Linked DNA regions of Homo sapiens: region 2 is linked to region 1. Evidence: read pairs that join two places in POLR2A ChIA-PET (ENCODE). Cell type or tissue: PC-9. All regions are shown on one strand.

Evidence for each region. Peaks named below come from ENCODE experiments on the same cell type or tissue, not always from the same donor. Only the 100,000 strongest peaks of a DNase experiment are listed, where the experiment ranks them.
Region 2: POLR2A ChIA-PET joins it to region 1 with 6 read pairs; 3 of 35 experiments call an interaction of 5 or more read pairs at or near these places.

The regions. Positions count from the first base shown.
Region 1 is chr9:73,134,623-73,139,622 of GRCh38, forward strand. No RefSeq gene overlaps it. Among named protein-coding and RNA genes, the nearest start is that of ANXA1, 15 kb to the right of the region's middle. In PC-9, no CTCF peak of the experiment used is centred here; no DNase peak of the experiment used is centred here; H3K27ac peaks cover 1,190 bases.
Region 2 is chr9:72,936,783-72,941,782 of GRCh38, forward strand. ALDH1A1 (aldehyde dehydrogenase 1 family member A1) reads right to left here. Exons shown (of 13, transcript NM_000689.5): 2 at 3,366-3,470. Among named protein-coding and RNA genes, the nearest start is that of ALDH1A1, 14 kb to the right of the region's middle. In PC-9, no CTCF peak of the experiment used is centred here; no DNase peak of the experiment used is centred here.

The DNA of each region.
Region 1 (5,000 bases):
AGTGTTTCCTAGGGTTTTGTTGTCGTTGTTATTTTTAAAAATAATTTATTTCATTTTTTAAGTCCAGATCTGTAGAAAATATAAAGTTTCTTTTTTCTCTGGGAGCTCTCATCTTGAAGAATTATTTGAAATGTATGATTATTAGCCTAAGAAAGCTGAAAATCAAATAAATTATGTTTTGATCTTCACAATTAGCAGTGTTTTTACAATATAATTTTTCATATTTTCTCTAAATTGTACATTCATATCATTGATGTAAGCAAAGTATTTTATGTTATAAAATTTTTTAAATTTCTAGAAAGATAAATAAGACGTGAATTTCAACCAATAGTGTCAACAATTATTTAAATACATTTTAGACACAGAATGGCAGAGTATTTAGAAGTGTATTGAATTTGATTACTTTCTAAAACGTGTGAGATCAGAGTAAGTCTTAATATCTATCCAGTTGACTTAATTCATGCTTTAATATTTTTCTGCTTGGTTTGTTTTGAAGATAGAAAAAAGCATTTTGTATTACATTTTCTGTAATCAATATAACTTACATCTGGCAATTTTCTAAGGAGTGTAAATTTGTTTGAAATACAAAATAAGTTGCCTAGAGAATCAGCTTATTTATTTTTCCAAAGTACTTTTAAAAAATTGGAATCTAAGCATTTATTTATAGTCAATGACTTCTAGTGAATAGAGGCTAAGAAATAATGAAAAAAAGGTTTAAACATAAGAACTGAAGGATAAAAGCTAATTCAAGAACTGAAAGAATTTCAGAGACTATATTAAAGAAAATTATGAAAAAGAGTTCAAGAATAATCAACCCTGAGAAAAGATCATAAATGGACAAAAACCAGGCACACACAATGCCTTTGCATTGCATTCATTTCATTATAAAGACAATGAGTAAGTTGAACTGTCTCATTATTTCATCACTTAGCTTTGTCTCAACTGTCAGGTATGAAAAATTACTGAGAAGAATAAAAGTTTTGAAAAGGAAAAAAATTTGAAAAGTATGAACACACTATGAGTGCTAACTCCAGAATAGCTGGTTTTTCAAGAATTATACAGGAAACTGAGTAATGATGTAGTAGTTAGAAGCAAAAGTGTAGTTCTGAGGTTCTCACACACTCCCAAAATGGAGAAACAAAGGGGATACTTGTAGTTCTATGGGATTATACATATAGGAGTTCATGGGTGATTTTTCAGCACTAAAATGTAGCTGTATATGGGTTCATAGACACTGAAGTCCTCATATTTTGGCCTCTATTTGATTTTATTATAAATCCAAAATTTTGCCTTCCAGGTAGAATTTTGGATAATTTTATGCCTCCAAATGTCAAAGGCAAGCTGGGCATCATGATCTGGCATAAAGAACCCTTCACTCAAAGAAGGTAAAAGATCTAGATTCAAGTGGCAACGTCTTTATTTAGCAATCACTGGCTTTAGCTAAATCCAAAATTCACTGGGCTTCAGTTTGAAATATGTACAATGGGCCAAGTGTGGTGGCTCACACTTGGAATCCCAGTACTTTGGGAGGACAAGGGGGAAGGATCATCTGAGCCTAGGAGTTCAAGACCCACGTGAGCCACATAACAAGATCTCTTCTCTATAAAAAACTAAACATATGCCTGGTGTGGGTAACATGTGCTTGTGGTGAACTATGATCACACCACTGCACTACAGCCTGGGCAACAGAGTGAGACACACAGTGTGTGTTTGTGTGTGTGTGTGTGTGTAATGATCATGTCACCTTCCCACAATACAATTATGAAGATGAAATAAATATACATGGAAGAGTTTTATAAGCACTAAAGTGTTAAACCAATGGGAAGTTTCACTCTTGACTGTTGTAGCAGATAGGATTTCACTTCTTTCTCTTTTATTTAAAATACTTTGTAATTACATATTTGAGAGGAAAATGCTAGGCACTTATCAATGTCTTTGGCCTCAGAGTGGTTTTGTACCAGATCAAGAATCAAGCAGTCAGAAGACAAAGTTCCATGTGGTCAGTTACATACTTTAGTGGCACCATGACCTAAATGTCGGCATGAAGACAAATTTATCTATCTATACTCAAAGATAAACACACACCTATAAATACATGTATTTTATTCAACTAAGAAAGTAGGTTGAAACCCTCCATTTGATATGTCTTATATAGTGAATTATTACTAAATTTTTACTAGTTCTAATTAGTACATTTTTGGCACTGCATTTTCAATATAAAATGGCCTTAAATTGAATAGTGATTGTAATTAGATTTATCTTTCTGAATCAAAATTTGCTTTATTATTGTTAGAAAAATCTCTACAGTAATGCTCAGCAAAGTGCCAATGAGGCTTCTATGCAAGAATCAGAGTAGAAGGAACATATTGTCATAACTGTTGTCTCCTTGATTCAGGTCCAGTAGCAGAGTCTATTACTTCCATGTGTTTAAACATTTTTTTCCAAATTTAATACTGCAAATTATCACTTGGCCAAAAATATTGAGAAAACATAATTTACTTCTTCCACGAACCTTGACATTGAATGAATGCTAAATGCACACCATGCATACACATTCACATATATTTGTCTGTACTATAGCAGAACAATACCAATTCAGTTTTGTAATTTAAATGGCCAAACCTTGTTACAGTAGGTAAAACATTTATGCTCCCGAAGAGTGTAAAAATCTTAGACAATGAGAGTTACTTAAATCCTGAAAGTTGCCAGGGATAGTCATAGGGCCGCTGGTCTTTTCAGAGAAGTTCAAGCTTGCCTGAAAGATCTCAGTATGTGGCAGAGTGTACACTAGAGGGTGGGATCTGTTGAGCTTCATTCTTAATCCACAAAGAATCAGCTAGTCAGTCAACCATAAATAAACACAATGACATCATTACCTTGCCTCTTGCCACCTGGGCGTAATGCCCTGCAAAGTTTTATGTTTCAGAGTTTCAGAGTCATGGGCACAAGAACACTGTTGATTGATTAGAAATATTAGCAATAGCCAATGCATTAAAGAAACAAAGAGTGTTAATTCAGTTTTACCAGGATGGATTGAATTCTCTCCTTACTCATTTGACTTCAAGTAGCTCTGCACTGGCCTCTCGTAAAGTATTTACTCAGGAACTTATCCAAGTCAGTGAGGTATTAACAATGCTTTTATCTTTGATTCTCTTACTTAGCTTCATCCTTAATATGTTCTTACCCCCAACAACCCTACCACCTCCAACCGGTTTTTAAAATTATACCCAAGTAATATTTATTGTTCCTTACAATGAGATCATTATAAATTCCATTTTGTTCACTTTGAATTTTGTTTGTTAAGGACATACTCGCAACATGTTATTAAACAAGAAAGCCATTCTTCATTATTGTCATCATATTATCAGCAGTGAAGGATTTCATTTTAAGATGAAGAAAGGGGGAAAAAGAATGTTAGAATGCAGATACTGAAACTAGAATTGATTTCACAGATATTAATCTTCTGTATCTGTTGCTCAATCATGGGACTTGTGTTGAAATATGGAACAGGTCAGTATCGGCTCAGCTTTATTCTGCTCAAGTTCTCCTTGCACATATCCTTTTGGGCTACTGTAAGAGAAATATTACCAACTTTCCAATGCTGAAAAGTAAAAAAGATTGCCCTCTCTATTTATTATTAAAGAACTCCTTGGACACATAAGCTCATTCTAATATAGAGGCACCTCATCACTCATTATTAATTTAACAAGCATTTGTTAAGTGCCTATTATGAGCCAGGCACTGTGCTAGGAAATGGGACCAATAAGAAACAAATGAATTTATAGTCTGTTGGGGATACACACATTAAACTCCTAATTACACGGACTTAATCACACAAATAACTATATATTCACATTAAATTCACTAAGGAAAACTTCAGTGTAATTCCTCTTAAGTCATAGTTATACGTTCATTTTTCCCCCTAATTCTGAATGGGAATGCATGAATAACAATTAATTTAAATACCTATTATATATTGAGCATGGCTCTATGTGGTAGGTAGACATGTCATTTGAAGTCATAAGCAAACTAGCCTTAGTTCAGATATGTCATTTAATTCACTTTGCCTTTAGGGAAGAAAGTCTAAAATTCTGTGAGTTTCAGTTCTTGTTTATCATCAGAAAAATGGAAATGGTAATAATTTCCAACATGATAGTTCTGAGGTTCAAAGAGGCATTAAAAACACGTCAGATGCTCTAATGAAGTTTCTAAGAATATGGAAGCATTAAATATTAATATAAATAAGAATAAGGTTACTCAAAAAACTGAATGAGAAAGTTAAGAAATATATCATGTGAGTTGCAACTGGGCTTTCATAAATGCAAAAATTTATAGAAAAATGAGAGGACCATATTTACTGGGAACAGGATGAGCAATTGTGCATAAATGAGAGTCAAGAGCATTTTGAAAATTGTAGAGAAACTGGTTTCATTAGGCTGAGGATATATGTGAAGCTGAGGGTACAGAATGGGAAGGGAAAAGACAAGTCATCACCATTTTAGCCTTAACTGCAAATTGAAAAGGAAGAAAGAAATTAAATATGCTGTCTTCCCATTTTTAGTTCTGTTTAGATACTAAGACACGTGAAGAAACTTTTATTTGTACTTTATGAATTTTGTGTTCTGTGTTCTTAGAAATGATGGAAATAGTTACTCCCTGTACCTGGAAAACATGATTTCATTTGAAAATAGGTACAGAGCTAGGAAAACAGGCTCCTAAAGAACATGGTGTTTGCTTAAACTGACAAATTAGAAGTAGGAAAGATTTTATTGTTTTGCTATACATATTTTTATGTACATTTTCAGCATTGATAGAATACATGCACACACATACATACATCCAGTTTTAGGTAGAACCATAATTCTGAAATCATAATTCCCTTTATACCAGTGCAATGGATATATGTGAAAGAGAATCATTATTTCAGGCAGCAAAAAAATAATAAGACAAGATCAACTATTAGGAGAGAAAGAAGATTTTAATATTGATTTAAATTGGAG
Region 2 (5,000 bases), 200 kb before region 1:
TCAATCACTAACTTTCTTAGGTGTCAAAACTCTTTGACCCCTGTTAAATGTTAACGCTTGAGAGGAGATACAACTTAACAGCTTAACACTTTAGTTCGGTGGTTCAAGATGCATTCCCTCACCTCCTTCCCAACCAACAACATCAGCATTACCAAAGAATTGATAAAAAATGAAAATTTTCAGGTCCCATTCTAAGATTATTGCAGTGAAACCTAGGGGAAGGTGGGGCTCAGCTATCTGTGTTTTAACAAGCCTTCCTGGACATTCTGAGACAGGCTAAATTTTGAGAATGTCTGCCATAGCCAATAGTCAGGTTAGTACTAAATTCCTAAGGTGAGGAATGTGGAATGTATGGAAATTCAACACTTGATGAAAAAGAAGACTACTTCATAGATTTATAGAATATACTATATCTATAGTATAGTATATCTATCGAATATAGTATAGCATACTTATAGGATATACTATATCCAGAAACCAAGGATATAAATGAGAGATGCAGTGTTGATCTCTGCAAGAAGCATATTGTCTCAGACAAATTAACCTATAGCTGTATAATACAAAGGTTATAATACAGGCAAATACAATGTCCTATAACCACACAGAAGAGAGTAAGTCTGCTTGAGAAGGTTAGAGAAGGCTTTAAATAAGTATAAAACCCGGGCATGACTGAAGGTTTAGGATATGCCTGGCACCGTTGAAGAGCTCTATATATTTAACTCCTCAAGCATTTTCTATCTCCTCATTTTACATGAAAAAGAACAGAATCTCAAAGAAGGTTAAGTACAAACATTGAAAATCTACGCTCTTACTATAGATGGTGACTTGAACTAGGTCCTGAGGACTACACTGTGGACATGTACAGAGGCAGTGACTAGCAAGCAATTGTTGGGGATGGACACTGGGCATGACGAAGTTGAAAGTCTTAAGTTAATGCGGTGGCCTGGGAAAGAGGCCATAAACAAAGGTTGAGTAATATTATAAAGGACCTTTGTTTGTGCACTTTTTCCCACAGACAGTGAGAAGCAGAATGGAGAATTTATGCTTTGGTGAACTCTTCAGTATAAAGAGTAAATCTGAATCTGAAAGCCAGTGACATTTGTCATCATTTTATTTTGTTTCTACTTCTCAAATTGTTAACCCCTATGGTTGAACTCCGTACTCCTGTGGCTTGAGACTTCGGTCTTACTTGTTTTCATCATACTGAAATCTGAACCAAGGGCCTCTCCTAAATCTAAAAGGGCCCCCTCAGGTCTGTCACTATCTTGGAATAAGTATCTGCATGGCCCAGTACGTTGAGATTTGTGATCTCATTTACTGGGGCTAAAGTAATGGAAAAGACTGGGCAGGAGACTGGCAGGAACATGTGATCGCTATAATTAACTAAAACACATTGTCATGAATAATATTATCCTTGGGTGTTGCTGACTTTAATTTCCCAGTAGTCTTTTCCTGCAGCAATAATAATAATAATAAAATAAAATAAAACATTACTTCTTTACAGAAATTTAAAACTTGGCAACCCCTGGGCAACTAAAGAGCAGAAAAATCATTTCAAATTAGACTTAGAAACACTTACGTGTTCAGAAAAATATTCTGAAGTTTTTTACTCTCCTCACCCAGGAGGAGAATAAAAAGTTTATTTAATATTATGCTATCTAATTTTTTATTTTTTATTTTTTGAGACGGAGTTTCGCTCTTGTCACCCAGCTGGACTGCAATGATGCGATCTCGGCTCACTGCAAGCTCTGCCTCCCGGGTTCAAGTGATTCTCCTACCTCAGCCTCCCGAGTAGCTGAAATTACAGGCATGCGCCACCATGCCCAGCTAATTTTTGTATTTTCAGTAGAGACGAGGTTTCACCATGTTGGCCAGAATGGTCTCAATCTCTTGACCTTGTGATCTGCCCGCCTCAGCCTCCCAAAGTGCTGGGATATCTTACTTTCATAATAAGAAAGACTATTTAATTTTTTTTTTTTAATGGAGCTTCACTCTTGTTGCCCAGGCTGGAGTGCAATGGCACTATCTTGGCTCACTGCAACCTCTGACCCCCGGGTTCAAGCAATTATCCTGCGTCAGCCTCCCCAGTAGCTGGGATTACAGGAACCCACCACCATGCCCAGCTAATTTTTGTATTTTTAGTAGAGGTGGGGTTTCACCATGTTGGTCAGGTTGGTCTCAAACTCCTGACCTCAGATCATCTGCCCGCCTCGGCCTCCCAAAGTGCTGGGATTACAGGTGAGAGCCACTGCGCCCGGCCAACCCTATCTTACTTTCATAATAATCACAAAGTGAAGCAGTAGCCCTACTAGGCACAGGTTATAGTGTCAGAGGAACAGCATTTTAATGTTGAGGTTATTACTTATTAGCAATGTCACCTTGAGTAAATTACTCAGCCTTTCTACTCTGCCATCTCATCATTATTTGTAAAAATGACTCAAAATAGTACCTGCCCTATAGGGTTGCTTTAAGTTTTAAATGAAGATAGCATTTAGAACTTGAGAACAATTTTCACTAAATAAAAACTGGTTTTTGTTGTTTCTATTATTAGCTGGAAAATAACAACGCTTGTAATTTGTTAGTCAATTTAAGTTATTCTATAATATAATTTTTACAGGTGTTGAATAATAATATTAATGCAGTGATTTTTAATAAAATAACTTAGTAATATATTGTTCTAAAAGTTCTATAATAACTTTTAGTTTTATCTAGCAACATAAAAAGAACAATTTCATATGAATAAAGCATTTCTCTCCTTTTTCCTTTTCTTTTTTTTTTTGGCTGGAGTGCAGTGGTATGATCTCGGCTCACTGCAACCTCTGCCTCACGGGCTAAAGCAATTCTCCTGCCTCAGCCTCCTGAGTAGCTGGGATTAGAGGCATGTGCCACCATGCCTGGCTAATTTTTGTATTTTTAGTAGAGACGGTGTTTCCCCATGTTGGCCAGGCTGGTCTCGAACTCGTGACCTCAAGTGATCCAACTGCCTTGGTCTCACAAAGTGCTGGGATTACAGGTGTGAGCCACAGCGCCCAGCTGAAGATTTCTCTACTTTATAACCTATGATCAATCCCTTCTTATATAGTCTGTAAAATAAATCTATATACTATTTCAATTGAAAATAAAGGAAAATGATGTGAAAAAAAATCACCATGACACCCAGAAGCACAGGTTTATCATTATTACATAACTACAGAGCATTTTTTTTTTTTTTGGTAACAAGGACAACTTAGACAATTTTCCTAAGCTGCCCCAGAAACCATATTTTCATGGCATGTCTTTTGGAGCTTGCAATGGGGTTCAGGAGCTCAGAATGGCAAAAAACCAAGAAACCTGGCATAAAATGAAACTAGTGTTCAGAAACTCACCTTATCTCCTTCTTCTACCTGGCAGAGCTCCTCCTCAGTTGCAGGATTAAAGACAGGAAATTTCTTGCCACTCACTGAATCATGCCATTCATTGTTTATGAAGATCTGTAGAGATGAAGAGAAAATACATACAAGGCGCTTAAATATGCAGAAAATTTTGGAAGTTTTCATAAACTTAAACTAAAGCATTTCACCATGCCTAAATGATGCACATCTCTTCACCTCTCAAAACTTTCTGGCTGTTTGAGACATTTTGTGTTCACATGCATAGACATGTACTAAAATGAAGTACATAATGCTTTTAAGTTTAAGGTATGCAATCAGTTCAACACTAGAAAATACATACTGGAGAAAACAATCTAGAAAACAATGCTTTTACCTGAAATGGCCATGAATTTGAGGCAAAGCAAAGGCTTTTGTGGGCTTGGTCTTTATTAATGATTGCTTCTATTTTCCACTTTAAATTCTGAACATCCTCATTTTCGGCTACTGGTGATTTGGAATCATAAGAGACTATTTTCTAATCCTTTAATGTTTTAAAGTTAAAAAAAGAATTTTGCTAAAGGATTCTAAAAGGAGTTCACTTAGAGAAAATTAGCTAGTCACATTGTTTCATTGGCTTTTTAAAAGCATATGGTTTTATTCTCCTTTTCAAAAGATTACCTGGTAATTTCGTTGTCTTCAGACAAAATCAGGAACAAGATTTCTTAATGGTAACTATGAGAAATAGACATGCAACTAAAGAAACAGTAAGCACTAAAAAATATGAAATTTTGTCTGTGTGTACTATAAAATAGAAATACTTAAAAGCATCAGTATGTCATTTAAAACATCTCAGTTTCAACTTTCATGTCACTGAATTTGTCTTTTCTTGAGGAGCCAGCTTTCACATTTCTAATTATTTGAAATATGAAAACAATCATAAATACAGTCTTGGATAGTATATAACTTTCTGTTAGACTTATGACAAGATGGACTAGTTTATTCTATTTTGAATCAGAGGTAGCTAACACAGGGAGTAAAGGAAGGTGACATATGTGCTGGATTATAACATATATCCTAATTCAGACATCCCTTCTTACTGGATATCTAAAGATAAGTTATTAATAGTTCAACCCCGAGGGAGAATGTAATGAAACACTCCTCCAAGGTTTAAATTAGCTACTATGCTAAATGCAAATTACTTATTTATTAAAAATTCCCCGGTGATCACTAGCATAGCTTAAAATTCTATCAGAGTAATAAAATGTATATTACTATATATCCCTAAATGCCTGAATATAATTCATTCTATATTCTGTGATTTATTATTTAGACAAAATATACTTCCCTGGTCTCCTCTATACTTCCATTGGACAATTTGTCACTTTTTAAATAGTCATTTTTAAGTGTCTGCCTTCCATCAAGGGCTGTGTATGGTTTTCCAGTCTATCTTCAGTGTCCAACAGCCCTCAAGCAATTTTAGCCTCAGTAAAAAATTCTTGAATAACTAACTTAATTGAATCAAAGATCTATAATCCATCAGCTACTCATGGATAAGATCTATAACGTTCTGCAAATGAATACTCTATGACACTTGTGATTTCCTACAAAATGGGGAAGAGGATAAGCCGTCTTGTTTGCCCATTCATGCCA